2 separate regions of the Mus musculus genome follow, and region 1 is linked to region 2. A link is a loop called in an ENCODE intact Hi-C map of the cell type or tissue named here. Cell type or tissue: heart. All regions are shown on one strand. Links, peaks and the distances in the headings refer to the core of each region. The heading gives the core; the rest is flanking DNA.

The links. A loop is a pair of places that touch in the nucleus more often than their neighbours do. Peaks named below come from ENCODE experiments on the same cell type or tissue, not always from the same donor. Only the 100,000 strongest peaks of a DNase experiment are listed, where the experiment ranks them.
Region 1: it touches region 2 in a loop (2.2-fold over the local background); 2 of 42 quality-filtered maps call a loop at or near these places.

Annotation. Positions count from the first base shown.
Region 1 is chr13:35,379,416-35,385,798 of GRCm38, forward strand. No RefSeq gene overlaps it. Among named protein-coding and RNA genes, the nearest start is that of Gm22674, 89 kb to the left of the region's middle. In heart, for the core only: no CTCF peak of the experiment used is centred there; no DNase peak of the experiment used is centred there; H3K4me3 peaks cover 1,012 bases; H3K27ac peaks cover 1,941 bases.
Region 2 is chr13:35,600,462-35,606,844 of GRCm38, forward strand. No RefSeq gene overlaps it. Among named protein-coding and RNA genes, the nearest start is that of Cdyl, 56 kb to the right of the region's middle. In heart, for the core only: no CTCF peak of the experiment used is centred there; a DNase peak (open chromatin) is centred at 3,750.

The sequences.
Region 1 (6,383 bases), core at 430-5,429, 220 kb before region 2:
CTCCTTGCCTATTTGTCCGATGCACACTACTGCTTCTAGTTTTTTTTTTTTTCAGTGTACTCCATACTCTCATTCCCAGCATCCAGCTTAGAGCTTTCAAACCCACCCATTTCCCTACCTGCAGCTCCTCCAAGGAAAGACAGTCTTGCTCATCCTTTACCTCTTCAGACAGTCCTTTGAAAACAACCATCTGTCTCCACGACTACTCTTCCTGTCTTGGCTCTTGACCTCAGTACCATGTATCACCATGCACAATCAAGTATGTTGTCTTCCTTCTGTATCACCCTCCACCACTCTGCTTGGTGTGGACAGAAACCACACGCTTTATCACTAGTGTGCATATGGGTGGAAATATGGCACAAAGCAGGATTGCTCAATCAAAATAATGTGACAGGTTAACATCCAAGTTCACAAGGGAGCTTAAATATTAATGAGCATCAAGTCAGCACATGTTTACTGTACCCAGGGCAAAAGAAATCTTGGGTCCATAAACAATCTAGTAGACCTTCATGAACACTCAAACACAACATGTAATCTCTTCAATTTCCTGCTTTGCAAAATCTCTTGCACATGAGGTCTTGATGAGCTTTGTGTTGAACTTTCCGTCTCAAAGCATCAACACTAGCTGTATGGGAAAAGCTTCATCCACAGCACTTACTGACCATTTTTTATTGAAGCTGAAGCTGAGCATATGCCAGGGCTGTCACTCAAGCATCTCCGAACTGTGGCCATTAAATGGAAGTCCTGGAGGATCCACCACTCTCCAAGACTTCCTAGAAATTCCTCTTCCATGCATCCACCCTTGGTCTTTCTATCAGAAGGACCTTTCTTTGCTGTTTAGCCAGTGTCTTAATTTGTAGAGATGATAAACAAGTACTATAAAATGGGTGACTTCAACCAAGTTGAAATGTCCAAGGTGTTATGCAACATTATTCCTGGGGATAAGGGGGAGGAACAAATGTCTACACACCCCAGATTGGGAACTGACAACAGGTCAAAGTATGGACACCAGCCAAGTTCAACACTGTAAGCCAGTTAAGTTTTATTGGGGTTACTTTCAGGCACAGAAATGACTCAAAGACAGCTGCATCACCAAAGTTCACACCAGTATGGGTGACAGCTCATAAAAGCTGGAAACCTCGAGTCCACAGGCAGCTAAATAGGTTGAAATGTGTCCTTTCCAGGTAGTTTAATTGGTCAGAGCTTTTGCAGGAAGCTTAGCTGTTCTGTTCTGAGTTCTCTCTCTTAGCAGTCCTTACTTGGGGAAGGAGGAACATAGTGAATCTGGTCAGTTTCAGGAGCTTTCTACAGCCCTAGAGTTTTTGTTTTTTGTTTTTCTTCCTGAGCTTAATGAGCTTCTCTTCAAGGTGGATTGTTTCAGTTCCCCTCAGAACATCCTGTGTCGAAATGTGCATCCCTACAGAGTGGGATGTTTCATTACCCCTTATAACACCCTGTTGTTTCATCTTTCTAGCATCCGGTTTCTTAAAGAGCTTCCATTTAAAATGGAGGGAACAGCTACACAACTCATGGTGTTAACCAATTGGATTCCTGGTGAAGTTCTCTTCCTGGCTCACCTCCTCATCCTAACTAGTAAAGAGAGAGAACCTCTTGGTCTGTCTTTATGAAGCCATGTTTCTTCTCATGAAAGCCCTCACCTCATAACCTCATCTAGTCATAGTTCTCTCCCAAAGATCTTATCTCCAGAGTTCATCATACCATGGTAGGGATTTCCATATCCAAGTTTGGCAGCTAGTTGTTCAGTGGAGTGCTAGACTGGAATGTGCAAAGCCCTGGTTTCCATCTTCATTACACACACACACACACGCACACACACACACACAGAGTATATTTACACATTGAGAGGGAAGCAGCAAAACCTGTAGTTCTTAGTAAAACTGTATTGTTCCTGATTCTACTCAACCATCATCTTTTAAATTTATCTCCTTGCCATTGAATTCCACCACCACCACCACCCCCACACACACACACACCACAGGTTTCCATAGTACTCAGTGAGTATCCCTCAGAGCATTCATAGACCCTATGGTCATTTTTTGCTAACTTCTTTGTTTCTCATTGGATTATTATGAAAATAATCAGAATCAATCAGAGTCAAAATGGAGTCACATTTGTCAACCACCAATAAAAAAATAAAATATTAAATAGATTTCATACATATTCATTTGCTAGTAAAAAATATTACAAATGAGTATGTCAGAATCAGAATGGTTCACAAAGGCCATGACAGTCTTGTACACACACACACACACACACACACACACACACACACACACACTCAATCAATCCTTCTATAAGAACTTCTGACTAAAATGGCCTGCTTCACCATGGACTGATGCCATCCTTGTTATCAGTCCTTGTAGTCAAGGACTACTGCTTCAAAATAATTTATGTCATATTCTTCATTTTGCCTTCAAAAGCTTCCCTTTGCCTCGAGATCTTTGAATGCACATGTAATCTAACGTGGCTCATGGTTGGGGAATTGCCAGGCTATTCCCAAAGAAATTCATTATCTTTAGAGAAGATTTCTCTGTCACTTGGGTTTTGACCCTGTTCATCTGTTAATAATCTCTGCTGTCATGGGGAGTGATTGGCTAGTAGATGTTTATAAGTAAGCATTTCTGTTGCAATCAGAAAAGGGGGGTAGGGGTGGTTGAGGAAAATAGAAAATGTATAATGAGTGCAGTATGGTGTTCCATCTTTAAATGGCAGTTCAAGGATCTTAACTCTGGAGATACAGAGAAGGAAGCTGGGCAGGAATGGTGTAGGTCATAGCCGGCTTAGAAGCCACACAGGTACAATGCTAAATAAGGGGTCTTTGTCTCATGTGCCCTCCCAACTACCTAAGTAGTATTATTCCCATATATATGTTCCTTTGCCTATAAAATGGTACTAAGAAAAGCACTCAACTGACACAGTTTCTAGCAACACGTGCATCATCATTCACATCAATATACACAGATGCTCGGTTCCTTCCCAGTTAAGAATTCAGGTAAGATAAACATATGCGGACTCCAAGACCTATCTAACTAGATGTTTGAGTGGTATTTTTCAGTGTTTGCCTGAATGAAAATTTTATTAACTAGCTGTGATTTTTTTTTCTTAATGATGGTTTTCAATGCTTGGTAGGATGGACAATTATTAACTAGGTGTGATTTAGAAACTAGTTGGCAGAGTGCTTGCTGGGAGTGGGGTAAATCCACAATAAATGTCAAATATTAGGAAAAGAGCAAAGAAGAAAAGCAATATTAAAGCCGATTCTTTCAGTGCTGACCTTTCATCGGGTGAATATTCCTCTATTAGGCTGAGTGATGGAGCTATGTCTGAGCTTTGCTGACTTGCTCCATCCCCACCATCCAGGAAAAGGTGTGCCCAGAGGTGGATTCATCTCAACTAATGTTGGCTTAAGCCCCCTTGGAAACCCAAGGGGCCCAAATGGTGTTGTCAGACTGTGGGCTGGCTCCTTCCGTCTAGAGATTTCTGCCTTGGACATTGGTAACTCTCAACATCAATGGGATCAGCAGCTTTCCAGCCCTGTGGGAGATCACCTAGTTTTCCTAGCACAGCCAATCCTGGATGTCCCAAGTGAAACGTGGCCTCTCACCTGTTCCCTTGCCTGAGGTACAGATGTGGGATGTGTAATCTGTTTGGTAGCAGACTTCTAGGAAGGGCTATGAGAGGCTAAAGTAAGCTGTTCATATCCCCGGGTTCCAGGGCCTTGGAGCTGTTAGTCGGCTTCCTGTTACTGTAACAAATACCTGACGTAATCAACTGATAGAAAGAAAAGCTTTATCTAAGTACAGAGTTTTGAAGTTTCAGTCCACAGAGGATTGGCCCCGCCTTCTAAAGTCTATGTTGAAGAAGCACAAACAGGGTCACAAGCCCTGGAGATCGGAGGGGAGGAGGAGGAGGGAAGAAGGAGGAGAGAAAAAGACGGAGGGGTCAAGGATCAGGTGAAGGTGGGAGAGCAGGAAGAGTGATCAGGGATATCAGTGCCAGGCGAGGACAGAAGGGAACCAGGAGCAGAAGGCGGGGCAAGAGCAGCCAGCAAAGCCACAGGAGGCCCGCCCTTCTCTTCACTCTCTGACTCCCCAGACCAGCAGCTCTCTCCTACTACTAAGCAGCAAGTCGCAGGACAAACTGGAGGACAGCTTAGGTGGCTGGGCCCTTTCCAGTTGCAATGACGATTACTGAAATAGTTAAAATCCTGAGGACGGAGGCCCAGTGGCTAGTTTTCCAGGCTGTAGAGCCAGCTATCCTGGAGCAAAGCCCAGGCTGTACACACTTCTGTATGAACTTGTTCAGACCTGCCTCCTGGATGCCTGTTTTCGTCACCCCGGCACGGGATGAAAATAGAACTTACCTCACTGGTTTGTAAAATGAAAATACGAGGAAAGAATGAGTACAGTATGCAAAGCCTGTGGAATCTCCTGAAGCTATGTAAATGGGTACCGGTTCCTAGCCTTCTAGTGCTGCCTCAGGGTGCTTTGTTTGCTACCATCAGAAAATGCCACAGACCAGACAGCTTAACTAATCTACAGTCCGAGGAGGCTGGCACGCTGGTCAAGATGGCAACAGATTTGATGTCGGGGGAGGGTCTCTTGCTGACAGAATATCTTGCTATTTCACATGGCAGAGGGAGAGGGAAAGGGTGAGAGGGCAAGCAAGCATTTTTTTTTTAAATCACTGGCTCTTTTTTTGCTGTATATACTTCAGGAACACAAAATGCTTTATTTAATATGTTCATCCTGAGTGGATTAATACAGTCAAGAAGATCAACGTATTGGACACCCCTTCCCTCATTCTCCTTTTCCCTGACTCTGTGGCGAGCATGATCTCTTTTGCTCTGTAATATACATGCCCACCAGAAGAGCCGCTTCAACAAGGGCTTCACAACACTAGAGCAACCCACTTTTATCAATAGAGAAGCTTTTATCTTATGGAGAAGCTTTTTCTCTATAAGCTGACAACATTGAACATTTGTTACAGGGACAAGCAAACCAACGCAGCATCAAGTGAGGTCCTGCAGTACTTTTTATGTATAGCTAACTTCTCTTAGTTTCATGTCATCCAAATCCATCCACAATACAACGGATGGAATTTTCTTCCTTTTGGAGACTGGGTGAAACTCCATTGTGTGAGGCTTAAGAGATGCGTCAACTGTTAAGAGCACTTGTAGGGATCAGGGTGGGGTTCGTAGAACTCACAGTCATCCAGTTTCTCTTCTGACTTCCTTATATATGTAAACTAAAACTAAGCAACTATTTTAAAAGATTCCACTGTGTGTGAATATCGTAACTTCTTTCTTTGCTTGTCTTTACTGGACACTCAGGTTGAGTCTACTCTGTCGCTGCTGTAGATCTCTAAGACAATGATTCCATTTCCATTGGGCAGTACTCCAAAGAGGATGTTTTGGATAATGACCTACTTTTACTGTCTATGTTAATTTACATCTGAAGGGTGCCAAGAAACCCCCTTCTCGTCTTCAGCAATATTATATCACATGGCTGTTTACAACAGCCAGTCTACCAGGAGACTGCACTGTGACTTTTCCTCGTCTACCCCTGTCAATGGGTGATGCCAAGCTCACACACTGTTCACCACTTCCATGTCTATGGTCATTTTCTCAGTTGGTTTTCCCCTTTTGGGGGTGGGGGGGCTTCAGGCTTGACTTTGTTTTCATTTGCCATTGAATTATACGAGTTCCTTATATGTTTCAGATATTAACCCCATATCATATCTGTGGATTTTGAATTTTTTTTTCTCTCAGGCTGCCTGTCCATCTCATTAATTGGTTCCTTTGACCAGCAGAATCTTCTAGGCATGTAATCTTTTTGTTTTGTTTCTTTTTAATCTTATTGCCAAAACTTTTAGCATTACCCATATATGTATATATTGTATACATACATATATATTGTATCAGAAACAATGCCAAGGAGCTTTCTTCCAGAACTTTTATGATCCCATACCTTTTAATCCATTTCCAGTTGGTTTGGAACATGGTGTGAATCCAGTTTTCACACACAATCATCCTAGCACATTTGCTGAACAATCTGTTTCTCCTTGAATGGTCTTAGTGTTTCCATTTCGTTATAAGGACACCATTCCCATAAGACTGAGGTCCTGTTCTTACAACTTCATCTAACCTTGTGTCTCAGAGACCTACCTCCAAATACTACCATATTACGTTCATAACTTCAACATGTAAATTTGTGAGGACAGAAGCATTTGTTTCACATCTGGCATATGACATCTCCTCCTGGCTAGGGGCTTATGTTCCACTGAGGGGCTACCAGCTGTGCAGCAAGAATAATCTTTCCTGATGGGCACATTTGTGTCACTCAAGTGCTAGATAGACATAC
Region 2 (6,383 bases), core at 824-5,823:
TCACCCTCCCTACCCTGCACCCAACCCATGCTCCTACACAGAAGGGCCATGATTTCTATCAAGAGAAGCAATCCTTGCTTGCTTAGTTTGCATTTTTATATTCCCATGTGTGTAACCACTGAGCTCTCTAGCTACCCTACAGGAGGAGCCAGGTGACCAGGACCGTGCTCACAGGAACCCTTAAAGGCCACCTACATCAACCGCTGCAAATGTTAAATATTCCAACTTTGTTAGACCTCTACTGAGCACCTCAGGGGAGCCAGCTCACCTGCTTCTCAGGCAGCCCAGTTTGTCTACAGACCTCTCTCCCTTCCAAGGAGTTCTTTATATGAAACTGAGCCTGCCTCTTCTGGTCTCAGCTGTGTACCCACTAGGGACGTTTTCAGGGATATTTATCAGGACTCAAAAACTCTCCCACACTCACAAAGTTGACCCAAGATACCAGAAAAAGACCAACAGTATCCCAGCATCCCCCTGAACAAGCCATATAGTTTCCATCAACCATTCTGAAGTTGGTTTGGGTGCTGAGCTCCAAGCTCAAGAACATCTGTGGACACCAGCTCTGCGATTTTCTCTTCCAGCATCTCCCTGCTGGATTCCCCAGTAAGCCCACTGAGTAGGGCTTCTGTCTTCCCATTTGACAACAGGGAGCTCCCACAGCTGTGCTAGGTCAGACTAGAGCTATATAGCTTCACACATGGCAATCAAGCTCAAGGGACAATGAACGAGCTCAGAGACCATTGGCTGGAAGATGCTGGGGATCAGGCAGAGAAGAATGCCCAAATGGCTTTGGCAGATGGAAAACACCAAACCAGAACTTAAAGCTCACAATTAGTCACAACCGTACAAAGAAGGAAAAAGGAGAAAGAATGTCCAAAGATGCCTTGGCTTCCAACCAGCTCAGACAGGTTGTGGGGAGCAGAATATTCCAGAAAAGGGAGTCGAAAGCATATCATGGAAACGTCTGCCAATAAGACAGAATCATAGGGAGAAGATAAACCAAGAGATTGGACTTGGCACAGGGGCCTTTAGGATGTACCTGTTGCACCATCACTGGGCTGGTTCCCTGGAGACATGACCAAGGAAGACCCACCAGCAGGCTACAGGGCTATCTCTACACTGATCCACCTACACTCTCCCCACATTTCTTCTGTGGAGGAGCCCTCAGTCTTTCAGCCTAGAGAGAGGAAGTCTTGTGCTCCACCAGTCAGCCCAACCTCAAACCTAACAAACCAGCGTAGTCCCCTAGGCACCCAGCTCAGGGCAGCCCACCCACTGCCACAGACATTTGCACTAGGCCCCAGCTCATCTTTTTTCCTCCTCGCTTCAACCCACCAAGGGCCAGTAAATCTCAGCCATAAAGGAAACAGACAAGAACAAACATTTTTATTATTGAAATAGTTCAGTTCTTGTATCACTGCCTCAAAACTGAGGATCAAATTCAAGCAATAAATAGACCTGAAGCTTGTTGCCCCTGGTTGACTTGTAGACAGAATAATTTATAGGCACACCCAAGGCCCTCAGTCACAGAGTTGTAAACAGGTTTCCAGTTGCTGAACAAACCAAAACAGACACCAAATAAAACTGTTCATCTGAAAACTGAAGTGGCCACTTACTGGCCCAAGGTGCCACATGTACAATGTTGGGCTTTGCTTGAATGGATGTTTGTCCTTTTTTTTAAAAAAAAATATTTTTTATTACATATTTTCCTCAATTACATTTCCAATGCTATCCCAAAAGTCCCCCATACCCTCCCCACCACTTCCCTACCCACCCATTCCCATTTTTTTTGGCCCTGGCGTTCCCCTGTACTGGGGCATATACAGTTTGCGTGTCCAATGGGCCTCTCTTTCCAGTGATGGCCGACTAGGCCATCTTTTGATACATATGCAGCTAGAGTCAAGAGCTCTGGGGTATTGGTTAGTTCATAATGTTATTCCATCCATAGGGTTTCAGATCCCTTTAGCTCCTTGGGTACTTTCTCTAGCTCCTCCATTGGGAGCCTTGTGATCCATCCACTAGCTGACTGTGAGCATCCACTTCTGTGTTTGCTAGGCCCCGGCATAGTCTCACAAGAGACAGCTACATCTGGGTCCTTTCAGCAAAATCTTGCTAGTGTATGCAATGGTGTCAGCGTTTGGAAGCTGATTATGGGGTGGATCCCTGGATATGGCAGTCTCTAGATGGTCCATCCTTTAGTCTCGGCTCCAAACTTTGTCTCTGTAACTCCTTCCATGGGTGTTTTGTTCCCAATTCTAAGGAGGGGCATAGTGTCCACACTTCAGTCTTCATTCTTCTTAAGTTTCATGTGTTTAGCACCTTGTATCTTATATCTTGGGTATCCTAAGTTTTGGGCTAATATCCACTTATCTGTGAGTACATATTGTGTGAGTTCCTTTGTGAATGTGTTACCTCACTCAGGATGATGCCCTCCAGGTCCATCCATTTGGCTAGGAATTTTATAAATTCATTCTTTTTAATAGCTGAGTAGTACTCCATTGTGTAGATGTACCACATTTTCTGTATCCATTCCTCTGTTGAGGGGCATCTGGGTTCTTTCCAGCTTCTGGCTATTATAAATAAGGCTGCTATGAACATAGTGGAGCATGTGTCCTTCTTACTGGTTGGGACATCTTCTGGATATATGTGTTTGTCCTTTTTTTAATAATGTGTCTAGACATTCCGTTTGGCTATCAAATTTCAGGATGTTAGAAATTGAGCTGGGAAAGACAGTGTCCAAGGAAATGTCTCCAACCAGCTCTGTAATGATCTGAAAACATGAACAGAACGGAAAACATGAACGGAACAGAAAAGATGACTCAGCAGTTAAGAACATGTACCGGACCCAAGTTCAGTTCCTAGTAATCATGTCAGATAGCTCATAACTGCCTGTAACTCCAGGTCCAAGAGATCTAATGCCCTCTTATGGCCACCACAAGCACCTGCAGTCACACGTGGAGATATATGCACACACATACACACTTTTTAAATGTCCTCATAAATTACTTTCTCTTACTTTGTATGCATTATAACAGTCACACAGTTCATTTCAGATCAACAAAAATGATCAAATTTCTATATTTCTCCAATATTCTCAAAGACAGTTGATATACAACATTTCATCCATTTAATTCTAGTGTCCATACACTAACACTTTTTAGACCACACATCCTGGTTTGGGAAGGTAGAACCTATAGTTAGCATAATTACAGAGTGAGCAAAGATAGCTATTACTTAAGCTGCCTGAGTGAGTCTGTGGTCTATGTCGCCAGAAGGACACAGAAATCTATATAACCACTGCAGTGATCATCGAAGGAGGAAGGTATAACGGGGTCTGCTATACTCAAATCACAGAAGAAAGGAACTCACTTTAGCCCAGAGAAAGGCTGTGCAAGATATAGCAAGTCTCAGGTTAGCTTATAGTATAAACAGTGTTTGAGAAAACAGCGTGCCTGAGGAGACAGAATGACCCCAGCTGAAGGGAAAATGGGAACATGTTTGGCACATAAGACAAAAATGATGCTCTCCCACTCCTTGGAAGAGGATCAAACTGCAGAATGAGGGCACTGGGAAAAGTGAGCAGGGCCCAGTGCTGTCAGAGCTTAACTACTGTGGCTACTACACAGTTTTTCCCTCCCTCCTCCAGCTCAGCTACACTGCATTCCTCAGCTTCTCCTGTTGTCAGACCATGTGCTTCCATTCTAGCCAATAGTCTGTAGCAAAAGTGACATAAGGCACACCACTTCCAAGTCTGGCTGGAGTCCCACCTCCTCAGGCCACATCTGGGCATACATCCAGAGACTTCTGCCTGGGTGCGTGTCTCTCTCTCTCTCTCTCTCTCTCTCTCTCTCTCTCTCTCTCTCTCTCTCTCTCTCTCTCTCCTGGTTTGGATGTCAACACCAATGGCATGCTTGTAGCCACACAGCACCAGAACCTCTCATCCTTACTGACCATGTGAGTCAGAGGACACCACTGCCTCCCACCCACTTCTGAGGCACCTCCGATATCACAGATGTGCTTGATTTTAAGCCACTGTGGTTTCAGAGTCTATGAGCATGAGTTCTTAAGTCAGTATTTCTCCAGCTAAGACACCAGACAGGGACTGTACGTCCTTTCTTGGGCCTGTACAGACTGTCAGAAATCAAGCTCGGTGCATGTGGAAGAGTGGGAAGAGAAAAATCAGTGTTAGGATCCATATCCATAGGCTGTTGGAGGGCTGAGAAAAGGGGCCAGGGGACCAGGGAGCTAGCTTAGTTGCAAGCATGAAGGGTTGAGTTCAAACCCCAGAATCAATGGTAAAAAGAACCAGAAAGGTGGAAACAGATGAATTCCTTGGTCAACCTAGCCTGCTTGGAGAGATTCAGGCCAGTGAGAGATCCTGACTCAAAAAAGAGTAAACATATAGTGTCTGGCCTCTGGTTTCCACAAGCACATGTGCTCTCTCTCGCTCTCTCTCTTGCTCTCTCTCTCTCTCTCTCTCACACACACACACACACACACACACACAGATAGAGAGAGAGAGGAGATAAGGAGGAGAGAGAGAAAGATTGTTCTACTCAACATTTACTGTGTATAGATTGAAAAAGATCCTCTAAAGATCCTCATTCGCAACCAAGGGCAGTCTTCCTTCATTCTTTAGCTTCATCATCCTGCGGCACAGGGCCTGCTAGCTGCTGCACTGTCTCTATTTTGGAATGTCTCCAACCATGAATGCCCTCTCTCTCTTCTCCTTTTGGATGTCAAGTCAACACGATGCAGAGTCTAGCTTTGAGTCTGCCCTTCTCTCTTCTATATTTAGGAATTATTGGGGTCTCATTCACCAACTGGCTACCCCTTTTCTGTTCACACCCCATACCCAGAGCTGCTTTCCCCAACCCCAAATTCCCTTCTGATCTCTAGATTCTGTTTTGCTGTTTGCCATCTGAACAGCTCCACACAGATGTCCCTCAGACACGTCAGTCACATCCTATCCAACACAAGGTTCTCTCTCCTTGCCTCTCACTAATCACTAACCCACCAGCCAGCACTCCACTTTCTCTCATGAGGCGAAGTCCAGAGAATCCACACTACCAGCATGCCACAAGGGCTCTATAGTGTGCCTCACTAAAACTGAGGTGTAGTACTTCCTCTAGAAGTTCTCAGCATTATCTCCAGTCCCCAGTGCCCTGTGAAAACTGTTCCAGTCCTCACCCTCATTTTACACTATGCCAACCACTGCCACGGTTCTTACAACTTCATGCCACCAAATCCCATAGAAAAGTAATCACTCCATTCACACTACCGGCAGGACATGAAAATGAGCCTATTAAAATGGCAGTGGCCCTTTCTTACTCCCTCTTCACTTGCCCTGGGTGTCAATGACCTTTTGACCAAGTTTATTTCCACCTTTCTAATCTGAACGAGATCCGTGTTGAGAAAATGAAGCCAGTGATGAGTTGGGCTGTTTTCTTCCTCCCTGCATCAGATGGCAGGGTACCATTTCCTCCAGTAATGTGTTGACCCCCTTTTCACTCTTCCTGCTCAGAGTGGAACTTCCCAGTCTTTTGAATTCCATGTCTATTTTTTTTCACCTGTTTTAATACAGTGCAGCTTCTCTCTGAATTTATTGAGATTCTTGTAGTCACAAATGGCAGGAATCCCTGCTAAGTCAAGACTATACCACAAAGCAAGGTAGACAGAGATGGAGAGAAGCTCCCAGAGCCCACTCTCTTCTCCCGTCTCGGCTTTTCTCTGTGTGCAAACATCACCAAGCTACCCCAGCTTGTCTCACTGTTTCCTCCCAACTGAAGCATCCCCACTTGGAGGGAAGAAAGAAGCTCATAAAATTCAAGAAGCTCACAACACTTCCAAAGCTCGCGAGGCCTTTCTCTGGGGATTATATAAGCAGTAAAAATTGATGCTCAGGGAGAAGAGACTCATTAGAGCTTTGGTCCGCAAGTTGCACAGGGATACAACTTTCATGAGTCTTCAGTGATGCTGGGGTGGGCTCTCTGATGATGCCCTCATGAGTCACTCATGCTCCTGAAAGTAACCCTTCACCCACGCTCCAGTAAGCCGCTCTAATAAACGCACTGTTTCACCACACTAGACATGGGTAGAATCATTTCTTTGATCTCCTGTTCATGTCCTATCTGGAATGAACACATATCAGTTTATATCTCCCCATGAAAAGTCACACAAGAACTTAGGACATGACAGCTCTGACTCATGTCCTCACCAGATCTTTAGCCTGAGAGGGTGTGCACTCCTCTTGGCTCAGTATTCGAGAAGCCCACGGGAGATTCTGCTTAGCTCAGCTTGGCTCAGCTCAGGCATGCTCCTGAATCAGTCACTTGAGTCGTTACATAATCACTTCTTGTGTCAAGAGAGTGAGAGCTATGTGT